Regions from separate parts of the Homo sapiens genome. Here regions 2 and 3 are each linked to region 1. Evidence: read pairs that join two places in POLR2A ChIA-PET (ENCODE). Cell type or tissue: Panc1. All regions are shown on one strand. Region 1 overlaps MIR222HG (miR222/221 cluster host gene). Region 2 has its middle 11 kb from the start of MAOB. Region 3 has its middle 58 kb from the start of MIR221.

What was found. Peaks named below come from ENCODE experiments on the same cell type or tissue, not always from the same donor. Only the 100,000 strongest peaks of a DNase experiment are listed, where the experiment ranks them.
Region 2: POLR2A ChIA-PET joins it to region 1 with 8 read pairs; 2 of 35 experiments call an interaction of 5 or more read pairs at or near these places.
Region 3: POLR2A ChIA-PET joins it to region 1 with 10 read pairs; 2 of 35 experiments call an interaction of 5 or more read pairs at or near these places.

Annotation. Positions count from the first base shown.
Region 1 is chrX:45,753,758-45,756,257 of GRCh38, forward strand. It overlaps MIR222HG (miR222/221 cluster host gene), which reads right to left. Exons shown (of 2, transcript NR_170290.1): 2 at 1-2,500. Among named protein-coding and RNA genes, the nearest start is that of MIR222, 7.9 kb to the left of the region's middle. In Panc1, no CTCF peak of the experiment used is centred here; no DNase peak of the experiment used is centred here; H3K27ac peaks cover 358 bases.
Region 2 is chrX:43,892,011-43,894,510 of GRCh38, forward strand. No RefSeq gene overlaps it. Among named protein-coding and RNA genes, the nearest start is that of MAOB, 11 kb to the left of the region's middle. In Panc1, no CTCF peak of the experiment used is centred here; no DNase peak of the experiment used is centred here.
Region 3 is chrX:45,687,464-45,689,963 of GRCh38, forward strand. No RefSeq gene overlaps it. Among named protein-coding and RNA genes, the nearest start is that of MIR221, 58 kb to the right of the region's middle. In Panc1, no CTCF peak of the experiment used is centred here; no DNase peak of the experiment used is centred here.

The DNA.
Region 1 (2,500 bases):
GCGGGGTGGGGAGAGCAGCAGCAGCAAACTTTATCACTAGGTTGAAAGGGGAAATAACAGAAACAAAACTGCTGTTTGTATTGATGGCAGTCACACAGGGGAAATCTGGTTCCTCTTTCTATGAGTGAAGAAAGAGGTCAGGGGAGGTACTTGGCACTAAAGGATGATATAACCTTGAAAGGACTGGCTCAGGGAGGACAAGAGAATGGTGTGTGTGTGTGTGTGTGTGTGTGTGTGTGTGTGTGTGTGTGTGAAGGGGAGACCTGGTGGAGTGTGAATGGCAATATGCTATGGGAGTCGTTTTCACTCAAAAAGGAATAGCAAAACCCTCTCATACAGAGAAAATGACAGGGCGCAAGGAGCTCAAAAATGAAGAGGAGCCTTCCACTTCTAACAAGAACACACTAGATGTAAATTGGCAATGCTGAAAGAGCAGTGAGTCCCAGAGCCAGAAGGAACTTTCCTAAGGTATCCAGCCCGTGGATAGTCTAAATGTCCCACGTAGATGTGACAAGCCAGGAATGATCCCAATTTACCTAGCTCCAGAATTGCCTGATCTTCTTCTTGACTCAATGCCCCCAACCTCACATTCATCCCCTTGCTTCCCATTTCTAGCTAGTAGGTAACAGCACTGAGCCCGTTCAAATTTCTCACAGACAGTCTCTATTCATTCTGACATTATCTCTCCAGTAAGTCCTACTCTGGTTATCAAACTTTCTGTAGTCTGGAGAACAAACAAATCCCTAATATGGTCATTCTTTTCATGCTGAGAGATCAAACTCATCCTATTACTGGGATCAGTAATAGTAAATGCAACCCTGACACCGACAGGAGAGAGTCGTCAGGTACATTACCACTTTTCTTCACAGCTGCCCCTATGAATGCCATGAAGGACCACGGAATTAGGGATGGAATAAATTCGAGGATTTGATGAAAAACAAAACAAAAAAATAGGGCTCCCTTTGATTGTCATCCTTAGACAAAATTTGATACTCTTTGCACTACCATATGATTATATCCCCTGATTTTCTAAGATTAAAGTCCATTAGAGTTAGAAATTGGAACTCTCAAGCCGAAGTCAAGAAAACAAATCATGTCTGGTTTTAGAGGTGCCAGAATGATACAATGGACTTTGGAGACTTCGGGGAAAGGGTGGGAGGCGGGTGAGGGATAAAATACTACAAATTGGGGCTGCGCGTGGTGGCTCACGCCTGTAATCCCAGCACTTTGGGAGGACAAGGTGGGCGGATCACAAGGTCAGGAGCTCGAGACCATCCTGGTTAACACGGTGAAACCCCGTCTCTACTAAAAATACAAAAAATTAGCCGAGTGTGGTGGCGGGTGCCTGTAGTCCCAGCTACTCAGGAGGCTGAGGCAGGAGAATGGCATGAACCCGGGAGGCGGAGCTTGCAGTGAGCCGAGATTGCACCCCTGCACTCCTGCCTGGGTGACAGAGTGAGACTTGTCTCAAAAAAAAAAAAAACTAAAAATTGGGTACAGTGTATACTGCTCGGGTGATGGGTACACCCAAATCTCACAAATCACCACTGAAAAACTTACTCATGTAACCAAACACCACCTGTTCCCCCAAAACCAACAGAAATTTTAAAAAATTTAATTTAATTTAAAAGAAATCAATATATGAAAAAAGAAAAAAAAAAAAAAAAAAAAGAAGTGCCAGTCGGGACAGACAGAGAACTCTCAGGAAAACTGCTCATTTTGCCAATACATCAAATAGTTATTTAAAAAAAAAACAAAACATTTTCTAAAGTGTGTTAGAGGGCTAGTGAAGAGAGAAGGCCATCGAAAATGATGAAGAATAAGGAGGAGAGATGTACAGGCAACACAACCAAGGAGAAAAGGAGGATGCCAGACATGGGTCAATCTTGTTAGCTAAGTAAACCTCAATGGTATCTGCCTCTAAGCTCTGTTTGGTGAGTCTCTGGGACCCAACTAATGATGGTTTAGTGTCCTTTAAAGAAGAATTTAAAATAATCCAGTACATAGGATTTCTTATTGTGCAACTTTCCAATTCTGAAGGAAGCTATAGGGCAACTAATGTTAACTAAACTGCTATGTCTCCCTGTTGGGTTTGCAAAGCCACTCAGTACTGTGTGATCAGTAACCCAGGAACAAAGAGGGCAGTCACACAGTAACATCAACACCCACTGGGTACACAGAGTTGCCCACTTTTCATGACTCTTCCACGTGTAAGGGTCACAAACTTGGGAAGCTGGTGGCTGTGTTATTACCCATTTAGAAACGGGGAAACAGAGGATTAGAGGGAATTATCATCTTGAACATCTCATATTTTTAAAAAGGAACTCTAATAACTACCTGACAAATTGGTGAGTGAAGAGTCTTAGCCAAACACTCAATGACAATAGTTTGAGGAAGAAGCAAAGTGTAGTAGTTAGAATGGTGATTTCTGAGCAAGAAGATGGGGGCTCTGTATTCCTGGCCAAGTAGCTTGGCTTCTCTGGGTCTCAGTTTGCTGCCA
Region 2 (2,500 bases), 1.9 Mb before region 1:
TATGTCATAACAGCATGGTGGTTATATTAGAAATGTCCTTGTCAAATAGAGATGCATACTTAAGTATTAGAGGATGAAATGACACAGTGTTTGAGTTTTGGTGTAAAGCACTCTAGGAAAAAAAATAGTGGTGGCTAGTAGATAAAACAAAACTGGCAAAACAGTGACAGGTGTTGAAGCTGAGTGAGAGGTGCATGGGGGATTTATTATATTATTCTTTCTACTTGTATGAATTTATGAAAATTTTCAGAATAAAATGTTTTAATAGTGTATTGACTATAATTTTATTAAACATATTTTACTATGCTCAAATGATTTGAAAGTTGGTAACCAGTTGGTAACTTTGTGCAACTAGGTTGAGTAATAGAGGATTTGCTATAGTCTAAAGAAAATAAAGTTTTTGCATCTTTCTTACTCTGGTGAATCATTCAGTTTATTTTTTCTCCACCTGGAAATTCCCTGGAAAAAAATACAAATAAACCTTTCTACCTCCTCAAGACACATGAAAATTTAACACCTTTTAATCTTTAGAGGACTAGTGATGTGAGTCACAGAGCTGGTAAAGATCTTTGGAGCCATTTGTACAACCCCTCTGTTACCTCCCTCCAGCAGCCTACCTAAAGCCTTGGAGGCAAAGAACAAGGTCAGCAGCAGGCAGGCTCAAACAGTGAGGGAATAGAATACCCAGAGGTCTCGAAATAGGAACAGGAAGTAATGTCATCTCTAAAATTTCCTTCTGTTAACAACAGCACCCATTTGTACAGCCAAGATGAGAACTCAGAACTCCTGGCTAAGAAAAGCAAGTATAAAAAAGCTCAAATATTGTGAAGTCACATTTTATGTGATGTAGCTCCTGTTTGTATAGTATTCTGCTATATGTGGGACATTTACTGGTAAATACCAGGTAGCAGAACATTTTCAAGGTCCAAAAAGCACTACTCAGAGTTGGTGTTGCAAATAGAAATTGACCTGCTGAAATCAGGTTGGGTGCTATTTTGCAAAAATTGCTTTCTTGGCGTTCAAGTGAAGTCATTTCATCAAGTGCTGAGATTTTAGGGAAATCCCAGTAATTTTCAGTCATAATATTCACTGTAGAACTAGAAAAATGGTCATTTATTGCAAAGTGCTACAGTGAAAAAAATATTATTTGAGGTATAATTTCCATGGTTAATTATCTAAGTAATTGAGGTTAGAACAAGTTGTTTCTCTACGTTACCAACATACCAATGCCTTATGTAAAACTCAGGTTTGGAATGTAAGGAACTAAAAGGCAACTCATCTGCCCTATCCTTCCGCAAAACAAAACAAAACAAAACAAAAACAAAAACAAATGTAGGACCGGCCTCCTCTCCTAATGTGATATTTAGGAGTCATATCCTAAACTCCACCATTTCCTGGAAGTCTGTTCTTTACTTTAGATCACAGTTGATTTAGCTATGATGTGAATATGAACTAGTATTAGGTTGGTGCAAACATAATTGTGTTTTTTGCCATTAAAAGTAATGGTAAAAAACCATTGGCCAGGTGCCATTACTCACACCTGTAATCCTAGCACTTTGGGAGGCCGAGGTGGGCCGAACGCCTGAGGTCAGGAGTTCAGGAGCAGCCTGGCCAACATGGCAAAATCCTGTCTCTATTAAAAATACAAAAATTAGCCAGTTGTGGTGGGGGGCTCCTGTAATCCCAGCTACTCGGGAGGCTGAGGCAGGAGAATCGCTTGAACCCGGGAGGCGGACTTTGCAGTGAGCCAAGATCAAGCCATTGAACTCCAGCCTGGGTGACAAGAGCAAAACTTCGTCTCAAAAAAGAAAAGAAAAGAAAAGAAATAAAAGAAAAGAAAAAAGAAACCACAATTACATACCTTTGGACCAGCTAATATAAATAGTCACTGTCCCTATCTTTGGAGGAAGAATAACTTTCTACCTACATTAAAGGAATAAGACAACTGATTGCTTATTTGGGTACTGACTGTACATCCAGTTCTGTGTCACATGTCCTTGGAGATGTAGGGAAAATATTAGAGAGCCTTTGCCCTAAAGAGGGTTGCCATATTGAACAAATAAAAATATAGATGCCCAGTTAAATTTGAATTTCAGATAATCAATGAATAAAATTTTAAGATATATTTTCCCATGCAACATTTGCCACATACTCATACTAAAAAAATTATTTAATGTCTCTCTGAAATTCAAATTTAGGTAGATGTCCTGTATTTTTTCTGGCAACCCAGTCTCCCAAAAATATTTATTTCTGGTTCAGGAAGAGAAATCAACACATGGAAATCAATTTGAGAGTAATAAGGAGTAGAATATAATCAAATGTTATATTATGGGGCACAAAAAAGGCGAAGTGTTAACAAAAGTGGAACTCCTCCAACAGGCAATATGCTACTCAAGGAACTATGTCTTTTGGGATTTTTCCTAAGTCCCCAGACCTTAGCACAGTGGCAGTGGTGTTTAATGGATCCTTAATGTGTTTAATAAATGAGCAAATAAATAAT
Region 3 (2,500 bases), 66 kb before region 1:
TGCGTGAGCCACCGCGCCCGGCCTCGCCCTCAATCTTTTTTTAACTTTTATTTTAAGTGCAGGGGTACATGTGCTCGTTTGTTATATAGGTAAACTTGAGTCATGCAGGATTATAGTACAGATTATTTCATCACCCAGGTATTAAGCCTAGTGCCCATTAGTTATTTTTCCTGATCCTCTTCCTTTTCCAGCCCTCCACTCTCCAACTGACCCCAGTGTGTGTTGTTCCTCTCTATGTGTCTATGTGTTCTCATCATTTAGCTCCCACTTATAAGCGACAATATGCGGTATTTTCTTTTCTGTTCCTGTGTTAGTTTGCTAAGGTCTCCAGCTCCATCACTGTTCCTGCAAAGAACATAATCCTGTACTTTTTAATGGCTGCATAGTATTCCATGGTGTACATGTACCACATTTTCTTTATCCAGTCTATCATTAATGGGCATTTAGGTTGATTCCATGCCTTTGCTATTCTGAATAGTGCTGCAATGAACATATGTGTGCGTGTGTCTTTATAATAGAATGATTTACATTTCTTTGGGTAGATACTCAGTAATGGGATTGCTGGGTCAAAGGGTATTTCTGTTTTTAGGTTTCTGCGGAATTGCCACACCGTCTTCCACAATGGTTGAACTAATTTATGCTCCCACCAACAGTGTATAAGCATTCCTTTTTATCTGCAACCTCGCCAGCATCTGCTATTTTTTTACTTTTTAATAATAGCCATTCTGACTGGTGTGAGATGGTATCTCATTGTGGTTTTGATTTGCATTTCTGTAATGATCAGAGATCTTGAGCTTTTTATCATGTGATTGTTGGCTGCATGTATGTCCTCTTTTGAAAAGTGTCTGTTCATGTCCTTTGCCTACTTTTTATGGGGTTGTTTGTTTTCTTGTAGATTTGTTTAAGTTCCTTATAGATGCTGGATATTAGACCTTTGTTAGATGCATTGTTTGCAAACTTTTTCTCCCATTCTTTAGGTTGTCTGTTTACTCTGTTGATACTCACCTTTGCTGCACAGAAGCTCTTTAGTCTAATCAGTTCCCATTTGTCTATTTTTGCTTTTGTTGCAATTGTTTTTGGCGTCTTTGTCATGAAATCTTTGCCCGTTCCTTTGTCCAGGATGGTATTGCCTTGGTTGCCTTCCAGGATTTTTACAGTTTTGGGTTTTACATTTAAGTCTTTAATCCATCTTGAGTTAATTTTTGTATATGGTGTAAAGAAGGGGTCCAGTTTCAATCTTCTGCATATGGCTAGCCACTTATCCCAACACCATTTACTGAATAGGGAATCCTTTTCCCATTGCTTGTTTTTGTCAGGTTTTCTGAAGATCAGAGAGTTGTGAGTGTGTGGGGTTATCTCTGGGTTCTCTATTCTGTTCCATTGGTCCATGTGTCTGTTTTTGTACTAGTACCATGCTGTTTTGGTAACTTTCACCCTGTAGTATAATTTGAAGGCGAGTAGCATGATGTTTCCAGCTTTGTTCTTTCTGCTTAGGATTGCTTGGGCTATTCAGGCTCTTCTTTGTTTCCATACAAATTTTGAAATAGTTTTTTCTAGTTATGTGAAGAATCTCGATGGTAGTTTCATAGGAATTGCATTGAATCTATAAATTGCTTTGGACAGTATGGTCATTTTTATGATATTGATTCTTCCTATCCATGAGCATGGGATGTTTTTCCATTTGTTTGTGTCATCTCTCATTTCTTTGAGTAGCATTTTGTAATTCTCCTTGAAGAGATCCTTCACTTCCCTTGTTACCTGTATTCTGAGGTGTTTTATTCTTTTGTGCCTGTCCCTAATCTTAGCCCCCTCCTTCCTCTGAAAATAACTATCCTGACTTGCTTTTCTTTGTAGTTTTGTCTCCAAAGAGTACATACTTACTTATTCTAGTTTAATCTTGCCCATTAAAAAAACTGAAGTCACTTACTTGACAGTTTTCTTCTCCATCTGTTTCTTTTTCTCATGATCTGTTGAATAACTGGGGCAATTGATGATATGGTTTGGATCTGTGTCTCGGCCATATCTCATGCTGAATTGTAATCCCAAATGTTGGAGGTAGGGCCTAGTGGGAGGGATTTTGGTCACGTGGGCAGATACCTCATGGCTTGGTGTTTTCCTTGATGTAGTGTGTGAATTCTTTGAGATCTGGTTGTAAAATGTGTCACCTCCCACCAACTCTCTCGCTCTTGCTCCTGTTTTTGCAATGCGAAGTGCCTGCCCCAACTTAGCCTTCCAACATGAGTAAAACTCCCTGAGTCCTCCCCAGAACCTGAGCAGATGCTGGTGCCATGCTTCCTGGACAGCTTACAGAACAGTGAGCCAATTAAACTTATTTTCTTTATAAATTACCTAGCCCTGGGTATTTATTTATAGCTACACAATGGACTAACACAGAAAGTTGGTACTGAGGAGTGGGGTCTTGTTATAAAGATACCTTAAAATGTGAAAGCAGCTTTGGAACTGGGTAAGGCAGAGGTTGGAAGAGTGTGGAGGGTGCAGA